2 separate regions of the Mus musculus genome follow, and region 2 is linked to region 1. A link is a loop called in an ENCODE intact Hi-C map of the cell type or tissue named here. Cell type or tissue: heart. All regions are shown on one strand. Region 1 holds the start of Uqcrfs1 (ubiquinol-cytochrome c reductase, Rieske iron-sulfur polypeptide 1). Region 2 has its middle 20 kb from the start of Irf4.

What was found. Peaks named below come from ENCODE experiments on the same cell type or tissue, not always from the same donor. Only the 100,000 strongest peaks of a DNase experiment are listed, where the experiment ranks them.
Region 2: it touches region 1 in a loop (2.2-fold over the local background); 1 of 42 quality-filtered maps calls a loop at or near these places.

What each region holds. Positions count from the first base shown.
Region 1 is chr13:30,543,581-30,547,580 of GRCm38, reverse strand. It overlaps Uqcrfs1 (ubiquinol-cytochrome c reductase, Rieske iron-sulfur polypeptide 1), which reads left to right and starts at 2,265. Exons shown (of 2, transcript NM_025710.2): 1 at 2,265-2,547. The coding sequence starts at 2,334. In heart, a CTCF peak has its summit at 2,393; a DNase peak (open chromatin) is centred at 2,210; H3K4me3 peaks cover 2,304 bases; H3K27ac peaks cover 1,566 bases.
Region 2 is chr13:30,727,539-30,731,538 of GRCm38, reverse strand. No RefSeq gene overlaps it. Among named protein-coding and RNA genes, the nearest start is that of Irf4, 20 kb to the left of the region's middle. In heart, a CTCF peak has its summit at 2,061; DNase peaks (open chromatin) are centred at 2,108 and 3,248.

The DNA of each region.
Region 1 (4,000 bases):
TGTGTTGCTTCATCTTCTACCATGTATGGACACAGTATCCTTCCTACAGAGAACACAGCAATAGGACACCTTCTTTGAAGAAGGGAGTTGTACTGGTCAGCCAACTCTCCCTACTGGTGGTCCCTTCATCGTGGACTTCCAGTTTCCAGATCTATAAGAAGCTTTTTTTTTTTTTTTGATTCTTTGAAAATTATCCAGTCTCAAGAAATTTTAAAGAAAATGGCTGGTGAGATGGTTCAGCAGGTAAAGGTGGATGGTCTATCTGAGGTCTATCCTCAAGACCTGTGAGATAGGAGAGGACCGACTCCCACAAGGTGTCCCCTGACCTCCAAATGTACAGGATGGGACACTTGTGCCATGGTGTGTAGAGGACACAAATGCAAACACATATAAGTAACTAACTAGTCTTAGAAATTTAGTGATAGCAGCACAACCAAGATAGCAACAGTAGGAAAGGAACTTAGCAGGTTTCTGTTAGTTTTGAAAAGCAGGTGAACTGAACCCAAGTCAGAGGTCTGAAGCCCAAAGCTTGAAAACGTTTCAGTAAGATGCAATGGGCCATCCTGGCTCTTGTAGGAGAACTGGCCTCTGACATCCTCAAAAACTGATGACGAACAGACCTATGCCTGGCCCTGGCTCGTCCTTGTTGGGTGGTTTCTCAGCTGAGGCTGTCTGTCCAGGGCCAGCTCAGATGTATATGGTGTCATATGCATCTGGAAAGCTCCATGGTCCATCTCTTGTCAAGCACTGGCACCACCAGCAGCAGTTGGCATCTAGCTGGGGATTTGGTTCCATCATGAGACAGAGCCACAGGCAGGGGCAGTTTGGGGTGAAGACTTCCATCTGGAGATTCAGCTGAGAGAGAAAAGGTTAGATTGATCTCTGCCATGGTGGATATTCACTCCTGGTTCCTTAGGTGAGATCTACATGGAGTGCATGCTTCTCTGGGGTTATCCCAGGTCCTGTCCCTGTTCAGAACATAACTGAATGAAGTGACAGTGACAAGAAAGGACCCAGACTAGGCAGCAAGTATCCTCCCTGGCTAAGGACACCTGCAATCATTCCTCTGTGAGGGCCCGGATCTCCTGGGTGTTGTTTTACATTGCTGCTATAACAAACATAGTGTCTTAAAACAACACAACTACATTGTTTTACAATTCCAAAGGTTTAGAAACCAGCCAAGGTCCTAGAGTCCATGTATTATACAAGCATCATATCACAATCATGCCAGAGTGTGCAGTGCTTAAATTCTTAGTTTTTTTTTTTTACTGTTTTTTCTTTTTAAACCCTAAAAGAATAAACGAAGTATTTGGTATAGAGAAAGTTGTATGGATGAGAACTTCATTCTTTGAAAGTGAATGCCATCTCTAAACTCAATTGTCTGTGTGAACTTGAAATCAAGGTTTGTTCTACTTGGAAAAGTGGAGATTTTCAAGTGTAAGAGGGATTAACGTTTATTAGCACCTCACAGAGACTTTGTTAGTGGTGTAGTCAGAACTGAAAGAGAAGTTAGAAAGTTGGCAGTTTTCTCACTATGTGAAGGAGAGTAAGAGTCCCTCCCTTTTGTACTGCTGAACATCACTTGGGAAACCCCACTTGTTCAGAAACAAACAAACAAACAAACAAACAAAAACCCCTCAGGGGTCTACAATACTCCACTGCTTCCTGGCAATCTATGCAGAGCAAAGGGTCTAAGGACCAGGTCCTTCACTGGTAAAATGCTGGTATCAATAGTGTTATTTCATCAAGATCATAATTACAAATGAACAACGAAGGAAACTACCAAATCAAAAGCGTAGTAGATCATGAATAATCGTAAGCCACCGTTTTGTTTTGTTTTGTTTTGTTTTGTTTTTGTCAAACCTTGCATATAGGTTTCTGGCTCTTTTGTTGTAAGAAGATCAAAATCGTCTTGGCAAAAGACAAAAAGCGGTTGGTATTTATTCTAGGTGATAGGCGTTAGGAAGTAGTAGTAGCCTGTTGTTTTTTTTTTTCTCATGCCTCGGTCGTCCCCGATTTAAGGTTTTGCCCTAAATGAAGGATCTCAATCACGACCACAAGAAATCCCTCCCGACTTCGGTTTTCCTGGGGCAGGGCGACCGAGTCAGACACCAGAGTGTCTCCAGGCCCTGCCCTTTCCTGCCCGGGCCCCAACCTGCGCCCGAAGCCACGCCCCCAACGCGGCGTCCCTCCCGATTCGCTCAACCTTGCGAAACGCCCTTTCCGGCGTCGCGCTGACGTCACAAACCCTGCGCCTCCCGCTCCTCTTCGGGCCGTCGTTCGAACGAAAGGTCGTCCCTGTGACCGACGAGGTGGTTTGAGCAGCTGTCGCCATGTTGTCGGTCGCCGCCCGCTCGGGCCCGTTCGCGCCCGTCCTATCGGCCACTTCCCGCGGGGTGGCGGGCGCGCTGCGTCCTCTGCTGCAAGGCGCGGTGCCCGCCGCCTCGGAGCCACCTGTTCTGGATGTGAAGCGACCCTTCCTGTGCCGCGAGTCCCTGAGTGGCCAGGCCGCAGCCCGGCCTTTGGTGGCCACGGTGGGCCTGAACGGTGAGCCGGCTTCGGAGTACCCCGATCTCGTTCCCTGCGGCGGCGGAGGGCGGTGTGCTGGGATGTGGTGGGCCGGCCGCGGCTACCTTGGCAGGCCGAGCGCTCCCCGGAGCAGGCGGGCTCACGGTGACGGGATGCTCCCGTAGCTGCATCCCCCAGGAGTCAGGAGCCGGTCTGCACGTCAGTCTGGGTTCCCTCCTCAGGCTTCACTTGACTTTCTTGATTAAGATCGGCCTCCCTGTATCATGGCTAAGATACTGTTAGTTACAGGAATTTGACCTTGGGCAAGTTTCCTCGATGTTACCACAACTTTGTAGGGGTGTTGTGAGTCTTACACTAGAGAATTCTATGTAAAGCCATTGGTACGGTTTAGACGATAAGTGTTCAAAATAGAAATTGAAACAACCATGTAGGAAGTTGTCAGTGTACTGGTACAGTCGCTTTTCAGCATCTTAACTCCCTAGCAGCCCCATCCCTATAGACACAAAACCAGCCCTGTCAGTTCCACTGTAGGGGATCAGCAGTGGTTTCAGATACCAGGCTCTACGGCTTTCATAATCTTACTTAGTCGTGAAGGCGAGGCAGTCAGAAATGATACTTTTTTTTTTTTTTAATACAGAAAACAGAGGTGAAGTGACCCACACAGTGGGAATCTATGCAGTGCGGTCTCTTCCTAGTTTATCTAAGTCTGCTTCACATTCCCTTGTGACTTAAAAATCTAGAAAGCTTTCTGGTGTCTCCTGAAATGTGGGAAGCTGCACTGGGCTCGTTTGGTTTCTGCTCCGATAGTTGACTGACTCTTCACTTTTTCAAGTAGATTAAACCTTGATTTCAAGTTCACAGGGACCATTGAGTTTAGAAATATCATTCACTTTAAAAGAATGAAGATCGCATCCATATAGCTTTCTCCTCTATACCAAGCAAAGTAACATACTATGATTGTTCAGTGTATTACCTACTTGGCACTGCTTGGGGTTGAGTTTATGACCTTTCTACATGTCAACCAAATTGCCTTCTTAGACAGCTTTTCACTCTGCATTCATTCTAATCCTGCCTCTCTGTCTGTCTGTCCTGCCTCTCTTTGAGGCAGGGTCTCACTATGTATCCTAGGCTGTCCTCAGACTCAAGGTCTTCCTGACTGTCTTCCCAGAGCCACCATGGTTAGCTTTTCCTGCAGATTTTTAATGATCCCCACTGGGTTTGCTGTTTATCTCTATTTTAGCCATTAACCTTAATGTCAGGTCAGATTACAAAGTTTACTTTTGCTGATATCTTGATGTCATTATAGCATGTTGACACTCTCCTCTCTATTGTTGAGACTTCTGGCCTTGGTTTAAAGCGGTAGAATAATAGCTCCTTAGTTTTTGTCTCCCATTATCAGGTTTTGTATACATTTGAGTCAAGATCTTTTTTCAGGGTAAATGTGAAGGGGCACTATTGGGTCTTTGAAAAA
Region 2 (4,000 bases), 180 kb before region 1:
CTGTTAATATGTAAAGGGTGCAAAGAAGAAAGCTGTCTATCCCGTTATCTGAACTAAGGCACACAGATAGGCAACTGCCTGTCTTAATTTAATTGACTATGTGCAGTTTGTCGACTCCTTTGTTCCATCATTATTCTAAATTCCAGACCAGAGTCCAGGAGAGGACCTGACTATAAAAGCTGAATTGGGACCCTGAAACCACGTGACCTGGATAAGACCCAGCCACCAACATTAAGTTCTTGACTAACTCCTTGTGTCAAAATATGATTGGTCAATGCAACAGTCCACTCGGTCCTCCACCCCACCCCCACCTCCTGCTTTGTGTTCCCATCCTATAAAAATATTGTACAGTTTCCCTTTGGAGGGTGCAGTTTCAGAGGCAGAACTGGCTGCCTCTTTGAAAGACTAGAAAATAAAGCTTTAATTTTTAAACTTCTGTCTCTGAAGTGAGTTTTTCTTGGCTTCCAATTAGAACCCAATAGCTGTCTTTTCATATATATATATATACATATATGGCATTTTTTGAAGATCAAGTGTCTGTAGCTGTGTGGATGAATAAATAAAGTTGAATGGTTTCATTATTATACAGTGGCTTACACTGAGTTCCATCTCTTTTTGTATTTTTTCCCCTACATCAACCCAGAGGTACATGGTGCTTAGCTTCTGCCAGGGCATTGGACATTTTGGTGATTCTATTTTTATCTATCTATCTATCTATCTATCTATCTATCTATCTATCTATCTATCTATCATCTATTTATTTATTGTGTGTGTGTGTGTGTGTGAGAGAGAGAGAGAGAGAGAGAGAGAGAGTCTTGATATGTAGCCCAGGCTAGCCTCACTGAACTCGTGGCGAGCATTCTGCCCCAGTCCCCTGAGTACCACTTTGCATGGCTCTCGTTTTGGTTTTGAGGGGAGCAGAATAATTTTTTTTAACGGCTAGTCCCTCTGGTAGTTTGGGGACCTCTCTGTCATCTGTGCTGTAATGTTTTTTTGGTACCGCTAGTCAGCGATTTTGCGGAATGTCTCTCCATTGCCCGATGCTTGTTCTGGTTACGTTGAGGTCAGTGCAGTTTTGGTAAAAGTCCCACAGAGGTGACACTGTGTCTTCAGTGCATGACATTAACGGTCATGTGACAGTAATGGGCTTATTAATGTCCCCGTTGCCCTTGATAGTCCAAGTAGGGCTCTAAGTAAAGGGTTTCCCCTCTGATCACCGATCAGGTTTTCTTTCTGGTTGGTGTCTCTCTTGGGAGAGATAAGTCCAGACTATGCAAATACAGCCTCTCCCACGTGCTGTGCCTGGTGACTCAGTGACTGGGTAGTCAGCCCAGAGTTAGCACTGTCCTAGGTAATGGCGATTTTGTACTTTTCTTGTCCGGTCCCCATTTACTTGCCTGAATTCTTCTACAAGCAAGAATGCCCCAGCCTTCTGTTTGTTGATTCATTCAATTCTATGTCAGTTTGGACTCCTGTACTTATTTTATTTTATTTTATTTTATATCATATAAACATTTTTCCTTTTTTATTGGCTATTTTCTTTATTTATACTTCAAATGTGTGTATTTGTTTTATTCCATGGGTTAGATGCTAATGTTCTCATAATTTGCTGTTCAAATTCAAATTACACCAGTTTGGTCCATCAGGAGTTTTTTTTTCTTTTTGTTTTTGTTTTTCTTTTTGATTGGCTCAGTAGCCTCTTGATGTGTTCCTTTCTTTTTCAAGTACTTCCTTGTTTTCTGGCTGCACAAATGTCTCAGGCTCCTCACATAAGCTCTCCCTTTCGAGTCTGGGCACCAACCACTTCTCCCTGAGTCCCACCGTGTGTTGGAGCTTTTTCCAAATCATCCCTGATTTCAATCAATACCTTCTTTTGGAGCTGCTGACCACCACAATCCTTACCACCTAGAGTAGCTCCCACACATCCTAAGCAGCTCATGGGTGGACGCACTCAGGAAGAACAAGCCAAGATCAGCCACTCCCATCTCCTTTAGTGGCCCTTGGTCACTCAGCAAACCGTCCTGTTGAGCAGCCAGAGAGACCGGACCCTGAAGCAATTCCAGCTCCTGCCAGCCTGTGGAGCCTGAAACTCGGAATCAAACCTCTGTCCTCATTTTTCTAAAAATAGTTCTTAAGGAGACAGGATCCCCGGACGGCACAGAGCCACCCAACATAGCACAGGCAGCCTGAAGATGGGAACTCTGGGCAGGGACATTAGTGGACATACATGTGTAAGAATTTATCAGTGGATATGCACAGGTAACTGAGAGCCATATCAAGAACCACTCAGCAGGCTGAGGACGGTAAACACTGTAGCCCGCTGACTGCGTGTTAGAGTACTGCTCAGTCTAGAGCTAAGTACTTGAAATCAGCATTCGGGGCTTTTCTTGGTTTGAATACTTTTCTCCATTCACTGCTACTTCATGGCTGGCACTAGGAGACACAGGGCTGCAGTCACAGAAATTCCAGAGTGGCAGAGTAAAGTGTTAATAATTTATGTCTTACAAGAAAAGTCATAGGTTTCCAGGGTCATACAAGATCGTCAAATACTCTGAGTCATTCCAGAGTGCAAGAACTGGGGAGCCTGTGGAGACTTGGGGTTGCCTTTGGAAGCTTGTGGGAACCCAGACTTTGAAGGTGCAGCCTGCTCTAGCCTCTGCTGCACTGCCTCCGCCTTCATTCTTCATCTGTCACACATGATGCTAATCCAACTGTGCAACTCACTTCTCTAGTAAGTGGAGATACCGTAGAGAGCAGCCCTTGAGACAGATGAGTACCCCCCATCCTCACCCCCACCCTACCCAACAGGCTTTGCACTTTTTCTTGTGGAAGGTGCTAGACAAGTGCTCTACCACTGAGCCACACCCCAGCCTATTTGTTGCTCCCTAGCAACATGCTCTTTTGGAACTTCTAGGCCACCAAGTCCAGATCCAAGTGTGACGGCACCATTTTGATTTGGCTTGGTTCTTGCCAGTGGGAGCTCCTACAGGCCTCCTCTCAACCTCCAGTGACCACACCTTCCCTGATGGTTCTACAGAGAGGCAGGGAATCTTCAAGCTTGACCTAAGGGGACTGATATGGGAAAGGCCCGCAGGGGAGGGGAGAGAGGCTTGTAGGGTGGAAGAGGGTTGCAAAGGGGAGAGGGTGCCGCCTTTGAGGAACCGAAAGAGCTGCAGGCTGAGCTGGTGGGCAAGCACTGAGGAGGTGGGGCTCAGTGGTTACTGCTGCAGCAGGCTGGTGCAAGGGAAGGCGCTCAGGTGGCTTTCAAGGGAATTGAAGCCTGGATGGGCTTCGGGACGGGCTGATTTAGGATGTAACAGTGATAACATCTACTGTTGGAGCATCAATCGCCACATAGATGGTATTGATACAGGGATGTTGCTGTTTGTCACTGCCACTGCTACTGTTGTCATTGCTTCTGCTGCCACAGGCATTGCTGGTGCTGCCCTCTGGTACTATATATCTTCCTGCTCTGCTGTGGCTACTGTTAGTACTCCTGCTGCTATGGCTGCTGTCCTCTGACACAATGGCTACTGGCCACCATCTCTTCTGTCTTCTGCATTAATCTCCACCCAAGAGACTGTAAGCAAAGTCCTGTCTTTTACCTTGATCCTTCTTCTCCATGTCTCAAGACTAGACCCCAGACACTCTTCAACACTGCTGATAATTTAAAGAGAAAGTGCTTGGACCCAGGTTCAGGGAGCTTGTCTCCTGGCCTTAGGAAGCTTCCCTTTGGAGACCAAGAGTGACTAGGAGGCAGCGATTCCACATAAACCTTTGTCAGCCACCACTAAGTACATCAGCCTGGGCTTCATGGAAAGGCGGTTTGTGCCCCAAGCTTTCACTTCTTAGACAGGCAGGTGCCAAGTATCTGTGCCATGCCAGGTATTATTCTAGGACCAGCCCCTCAGAACTTGCATCTGAGAGAGGAGTGGCATCTCATGCCTACACAGAGCTGCTTAGTCCTATTGCAACATTAAGTGCTAAGAGGTAAACTGAA